2 separate regions of the Homo sapiens genome follow, and region 1 is linked to region 2. A link is a contact called in ENCODE Hi-C or POLR2A ChIA-PET data. All regions are on one chromosome and are shown on one strand. The core of a region is the stretch at or near the end of the contact, and the rest is flanking DNA. Distances in the headings are between cores, read along the strand shown.

Region 1 (2,950 bases), core at 119-2,618, 180 kb after region 2:
AATGGTACATGCACAAAAAACGTCATTATAAGAAGCCATTTTTACTAGCTACTTTTGTGCAGAATGACCAGGTGTTAAAGAAGACAAAGGTTTAACATTTTTCATTTTGTATCTTTCTGTATTAATATAACAAATAGCAATTGTGATATTGTTTGAATTCTTATTATGCATATATTTCTATTTCTGAAATGTCAACAGGAGTTAACTGGTGAATCAAATTTGGTTTGCTACTTTATGTTGCTCTGTATTTTTCAAATTATTTTTTGTAAAAGTCTACTCTAAGGTATTGTTTTTCAAACTGCATCTTATGACCCATTAGTGAATCATGAAATCCATCTATTCAGTTGAAACCAGCATTTCCCCCACCCTACCCCCGGCAAGTGAAATAACCTGAACTGGACTAAAATAGAAAATAATTGAAAACACCAGTGCACATCATAGATTATGAGCAAGAAAGAGCCAGACCAAGAATAGGCAAGCTGACTCAAAGTTTGAAAACCACTGCTCTAAGATATTATGTTAGCAGTACTTTGAATAGGGTGCTTAGGGAAATATATTAATTATGTTATAATTAATATTTCAAAACCAAGAATGATTTTATGTTAAATGGAGTTTTTATATGTCAATTCTTAGTATGACCAATTTCAAAAAATACTATTAATTGAAATGATAATGGAGAAAATACATAATTTCTGAAAATTCAGAGGCAAAACTCTAAAAGGACAGCTATACAACATACACTGATTTGAATGAAACTGAAAAAATGAACCTGCCAGGCACAGTGGTTCACACATCTAGTCCCAGCACTTTACCAGGCCAAATAAGGAGGACTACTTGAGCCCAGGCATTAAAAACCAGCCTTGACAACACAGGGAGACCTTGTCTCTACAAAAAAATTTTAAATTAGCCAGGTATGGTGGCATGCACCTGTAGTCCCAGCAACTCGGGAGGCTGAAGTGGGAGGATTGCTTGAACCCAGAAGTTCAAGGCTGCAGTGAGCTATGATCACACCACTGCACTCTAGCCTCATTGACAGAGCAAGACCCTGTTTCTAAAAAATAAAAATTAAAAATGAACCTATATACATATATTTAGAATAGTCCCACATTATAAATTATACACATTCATGTCTTTGGAATAGATAAGCTTGAAATTAAAGTTAGAGTGTTTACCTATGAAGAGGTCACCAAAATAATAAATTTTTAAAATGCTAGGCTATCTGAAAATTCCAGAATATTGACAGAAGACCACATAGTTCAAATATACATACAACAATAATCAGGGCATGCATTTTAAGTTGTTGTTTTTGGTGTCAAAGGATGTGTTTGTTCTGATTACAACACAATCTATTGCCCAATCTCCTGTTTGGTCAAGACAGATAACTCCAAAATGACTAGCCAGGATTGGGAACATAGTTCAGTCAATAATTAAGTAAAATTAAAGGACTAGTGGAGTATGAAATCAAAAGACTTTATTTTCATTAACACAGCAACCAAACCATGTACTGTGTATTTTGCAGTCAGAGCAGCCTTGGGAAGCCCTATCTTTTTTTAATTTCATGAACCCCAATGTCATGTATCTTTACTACTTACCTTACATTATCTTTTTCTCCCTTTTATCCAACTCTCCACCCCTCCTCCCCACCAACCCTTGTCTGCTTTTTACTTCCTTTGTTCCTTTCCATTCATTAAATCCATTACTCTTAATGATCTCTCACTCTTCCAAATCCCTATGGGGATTATCTATACCACTCATTTGGAAGTCAGCAAATGATCTCTTGTATTATTTATCTTTTTTATACATAACCTATTTTTACATACACTTATATTAACTATTTGGTAAAGTGTAAAGTCATTCCATGTTATGAATGCAGTCAATATCAACAAATCTTTTTAGTTATCTTTTTAAGTTCTCATATAACCCAGAAGTCAAAAGTTGTTCAGGGCATGTGTTCTACAACTATATAGATTCAGGTAATCTACACGTGCCCCAGGACTGTGGGATCATAGGCCAAGGCTAATTCTGGAAGCAATGAGAGGGAGATGGAGGGAGGGAGAATAGGACCTGGCATGGGCAATGGCAATAAAAATAGAAAGGAGGGGTTAGATAAAAAGAGGGCAAGAAAGAGTGAATAGGATTTAGTAATTGATAGGCTGAGGGAAAATGACCCAGGATGGTACAAGCAACCAAAAAGATGGTGGTACAATTTAGAGATAAGGAAAAGCATTACAGGTTTAAGGTGTGAAGAAATGTAGTTTTTTTTTTTTTTTTGGAGATGGAGTTTCACTCTTGTCACCCAGGCTGGAGCAATGGCACAATCTCAGCTCACCGCAGCCTCTGCCTACCAGGTTCAAGCAATTCTCCTGCCTCAGCCTCCCGAATACCTGGGATTACAGGCATGCGCCACCACGCCCGGCTAATTTTGTATTTTTAGTAGAGACGGGGTTTCTCCATGTTGGTCAGGCTGGTCTCAAACTCCCAACCTCAGGTGATCCACCTGCCTCGGCCTCCGTAAGTGCTGGGATTACAGGCGTGAGCCACTGCGCCTGGCCAGAAATGTAGATTTTAGTATCAGATGTGATGAGCTCAAGATGTTCATGGGGCATACAGTTAGTGATCCTGGTTATCTGGATCTGAAGCTCAGGAGAGAGTGCTCAACTGCAGGTAAAGAACTTGGGAGTCATAAACATAGAGAAGAGATTGCCCAGAAGCATTGTAAGGGAGCAAATGGGAAGGGCATTCAGGAGAGAGCTCTTTTGGAAAATAAAAACATTATAAGCGTCTGAAAAAGAGCTATTTAAGGCACAGGATTACACAGACTCCGAAGGTACGTTCACAGAAGCGAAGCATCCTTCTCTCAGGAGAGGATATTGTTATGAAAACCAAGAAAGATTACCTTCCTCCCAGAAGCGGAAACAGATAACAATTTCAGTATTAAGAGAAATATCTC
Region 2 (2,700 bases), core at 172-2,671:
GTGTACATGACTATACAGATCTTTTGTGTATTTGTTTAAAAAATAGTTCTACATGGCCGGGCGCGGTGGCTCATGCCTGTAATCCCAGCACTTTGGGAGGCCGAGACGGGTGGATCACGAGGTCAGGAGATCGAGACCATCCTGGCTAACATGGTGAAACCCCATCTCTACTTAAAAATACAAAAAACTAGCTGGGCGTGGTGGCGGGCCCCTGTAGTCCCAGCTACTCGGTAGGCTGAGGCAGGAGAATGGCGTGAATCCGGGAGGCGGACCTTGCAGTGAGCCAAGATCGCTCCACTGCACTCCAGCCTGGGCAACAGAGCGAGACTCCGTCTCAAAAAAAAAAAAAAAAAAAAAGTTCTACATGGATATTCCTTGTATGCTGCCTCGTATGGCAGTTTCTTTTGCGTGTATGTTTTTATTTCCCTATTTACGCCATAAGTTCCTGAAGGATAGGAGTATATTACTTACACCTTGTCAATTCCAGGGGACCCAGCAACAGAGTCTCACATGTATTCAGTATTCAGGAAATATTTGTCTAGAGAGTCAGCTTGGCAGAATGGAAAGTGCATAGGCTTATGGAAACATGGGAAGTTAAATCAAATCCCAGCTCTTCCATTTACTAGTTAGGTAAACTACAGCATTAGTTAATATCTGCGATCTTCAGTTTCCTTATATTACCTTATAGTTTTGAGATTAAATGAGATACTGTGCATCAACTGCCTGTTTCACTAAATAATAGCAATTACTGTTATTTATAGATGAGGATAACTAGTAATAAAATATTTTAAATGAGCAAGTGTAACATTAGACAGACAATTGAAGCAGCATTCTGTGATGGGTATTTCTTAGCATGTGTTAAAACATCAGGAAACCTTTTGACAGCTGCTCCCCTGGCTAAGAACGGCCCCTTCCAGGTGTGCACCCTCTAGAGTGCCCCAGAAACAACTCTTTGCCAACTACCTTCTGCAAACCATCTTTTCACTTGAACTGACTTCCCCCAAACAAACCTGATTAATTACTGAATAAAATACACCAGGGCGTGTCCTCGGAGCACAACAATATTTCTGCCACAAGAGGGCACAATGTGACTGTGTATACTGTAGTTTCTTAACAATTACAATCCTAAAAGTTCATATTCATTACAGGATACACTGTGTTCCAGTAATTGTTTTTATTTGAATATTGTTTTTTATATACTTGAATTAATTTTATTTCTTAAGGCAAAAATAATGGAGAGCAGGAAATTTCCACAATTTCCTTGTGGAAAATTGTTCTCAGGCTATAACTGGTTAAGTACAAACATAACATCATTATTTTCTGTTTAAAATACTGTGATTCATCTGCTTTCTGGGAGTCATTTCCTGTAGGGCCTTAAGAGGCTTTCTAGCTCCAAATTACTCTACATTCCTAGTTCTTGTTATGTTTCCTGCAGGCCATCAAGTTCATGGATTTTATTATAGCCTTGCAAATTAGTAGAAAAAATTTACTAGCCCATAAATATTTTATCAGCTTCATCTTGCTCCTGGGGGCAGATTGGTAATGAAATCGCTGAAAGCACTATTATTCATAACTTACTCAGCTATAAAACTAATGATTGTTACATAACCAGTTTCTAGCTTTTTTTTCCCTCTCCTTGGGAAGAGTGTGCATGTCTAGTGGATGTGGGCATGAATGTAGCCAAATAAACCTGTTGCCCAACATCACATGCAAACCATGGTATGGATGGCAAGAGTGATACGTACACAGTCTGGTTTCATTGACAAATGGAAGTCACTCTCTGCTATGACCTGAATATTTGTGTCCCCCTCAAATTCGTATATTGAAATCCTAACCCTCAAAATGACGGTATTAAGAGGCAGAGCCGTTGGGAGGTTGTTAGGTCGTAAAAAGCCCTCATGAATGGGATTAGTGTCCCCATAAAACAGGCCCCAAGAGACCCCTCACCCCTTCCGCCTTGTGAGGTTACAGTGAGAATTTGGCCATCTATGAGGATCAAGGCCCTAACCACACACCGAACCAGCTGGCACCTTGATCTTGGGGGTACCAGCCTCCAGAACTGTGAGAAATAAATTTCTGTTGTTTGTAAGCCCCCTAGTCTATGGCATTTTGTTATGACAGCCTGAACTAAGATACCTTCCTTTGAGAAGTCCTGCTGGCAACAATACTCATCCCGTTTGAGAGAATTACTGGCCAGAACGCGCCTGTTTCCTCCTCCTCCTCCTCTTTATCCTCCAGCCACCCATTTCCCCGGACACCTAGTGGGAAACTGGGCAGAATCTTGTTACACTGTTTTACAAACATTTCTATCGCTGGGCTGGAGATGGATGTTTCTGTGCTCAGGAAGCTGGTGTGCTTCTGGTATGGTACAGTTGTCTGAGTCACTGTCCATCTGTCTCTCTTTGCAAAGTCACATGTTTCCTTGTGGTTGCCATATCCATTTCAACTAAGACTTTATGTTCCATGCCAGCCTCCACCTGGCTAAGGGGAAGTGCCCTTCCCCTTGTACTTTGGGGGTGCCTGCCTTTTTCTGGAAGAATAGCTGTGGGTCAGCATCCTTCTTCACGCATTATGTCTATGCCCCGCTCCAACTGGTCCACAACTAGAATAGGATGGCAAAATAACTATACAGTTATTAATAGTGAAAGCAAATGTGCCACACAAGAGAAGCAGCCCCCTGTAGGCAAGAGGGTGGGTGAG

What was found. Hi-C counts contacts between places; a loop is a spot of excess contacts on that map. ChIA-PET counts read pairs that join two places held with the same protein, here RNA polymerase II (POLR2A). Pooled maps may share reads with other maps.
Region 1: a pooled map shows a loop between it and region 2 (2.0-fold over the local background). The contact joins two enhancer-like sites. A Hi-C loop is called at or near these places in 1 of 168 maps with a recorded cell type or tissue (endothelial cell of hepatic sinusoid) and 1 of 50 pooled maps. POLR2A ChIA-PET finds 5 or more read pairs at or near these places in 2 of 52 experiments (CD4-positive, alpha-beta T cell and CD8-positive, alpha-beta T cell).

Annotation. Positions count from the first base shown.
Region 1 is chr6:110,702,788-110,705,737 of GRCh38, forward strand. All of the region lies in intron 2 of CDK19 (cyclin dependent kinase 19), which reads right to left. Among named protein-coding and RNA genes, the nearest start is that of CDK19, 110 kb to the right of the region's middle. Within about 2 kb of position 1,369, at least 2 of the 41 ENCODE cell types and tissues checked have a DNase peak (open chromatin) inside an H3K27ac peak, as active enhancers do.
Region 2 is chr6:110,527,175-110,529,874 of GRCh38, forward strand. No RefSeq gene overlaps it. Among named protein-coding and RNA genes, the nearest start is that of SLC22A16, 52 kb to the left of the region's middle. Within about 2 kb of position 1,422, at least 9 of the 41 ENCODE cell types and tissues checked have a DNase peak (open chromatin) inside an H3K27ac peak, as active enhancers do.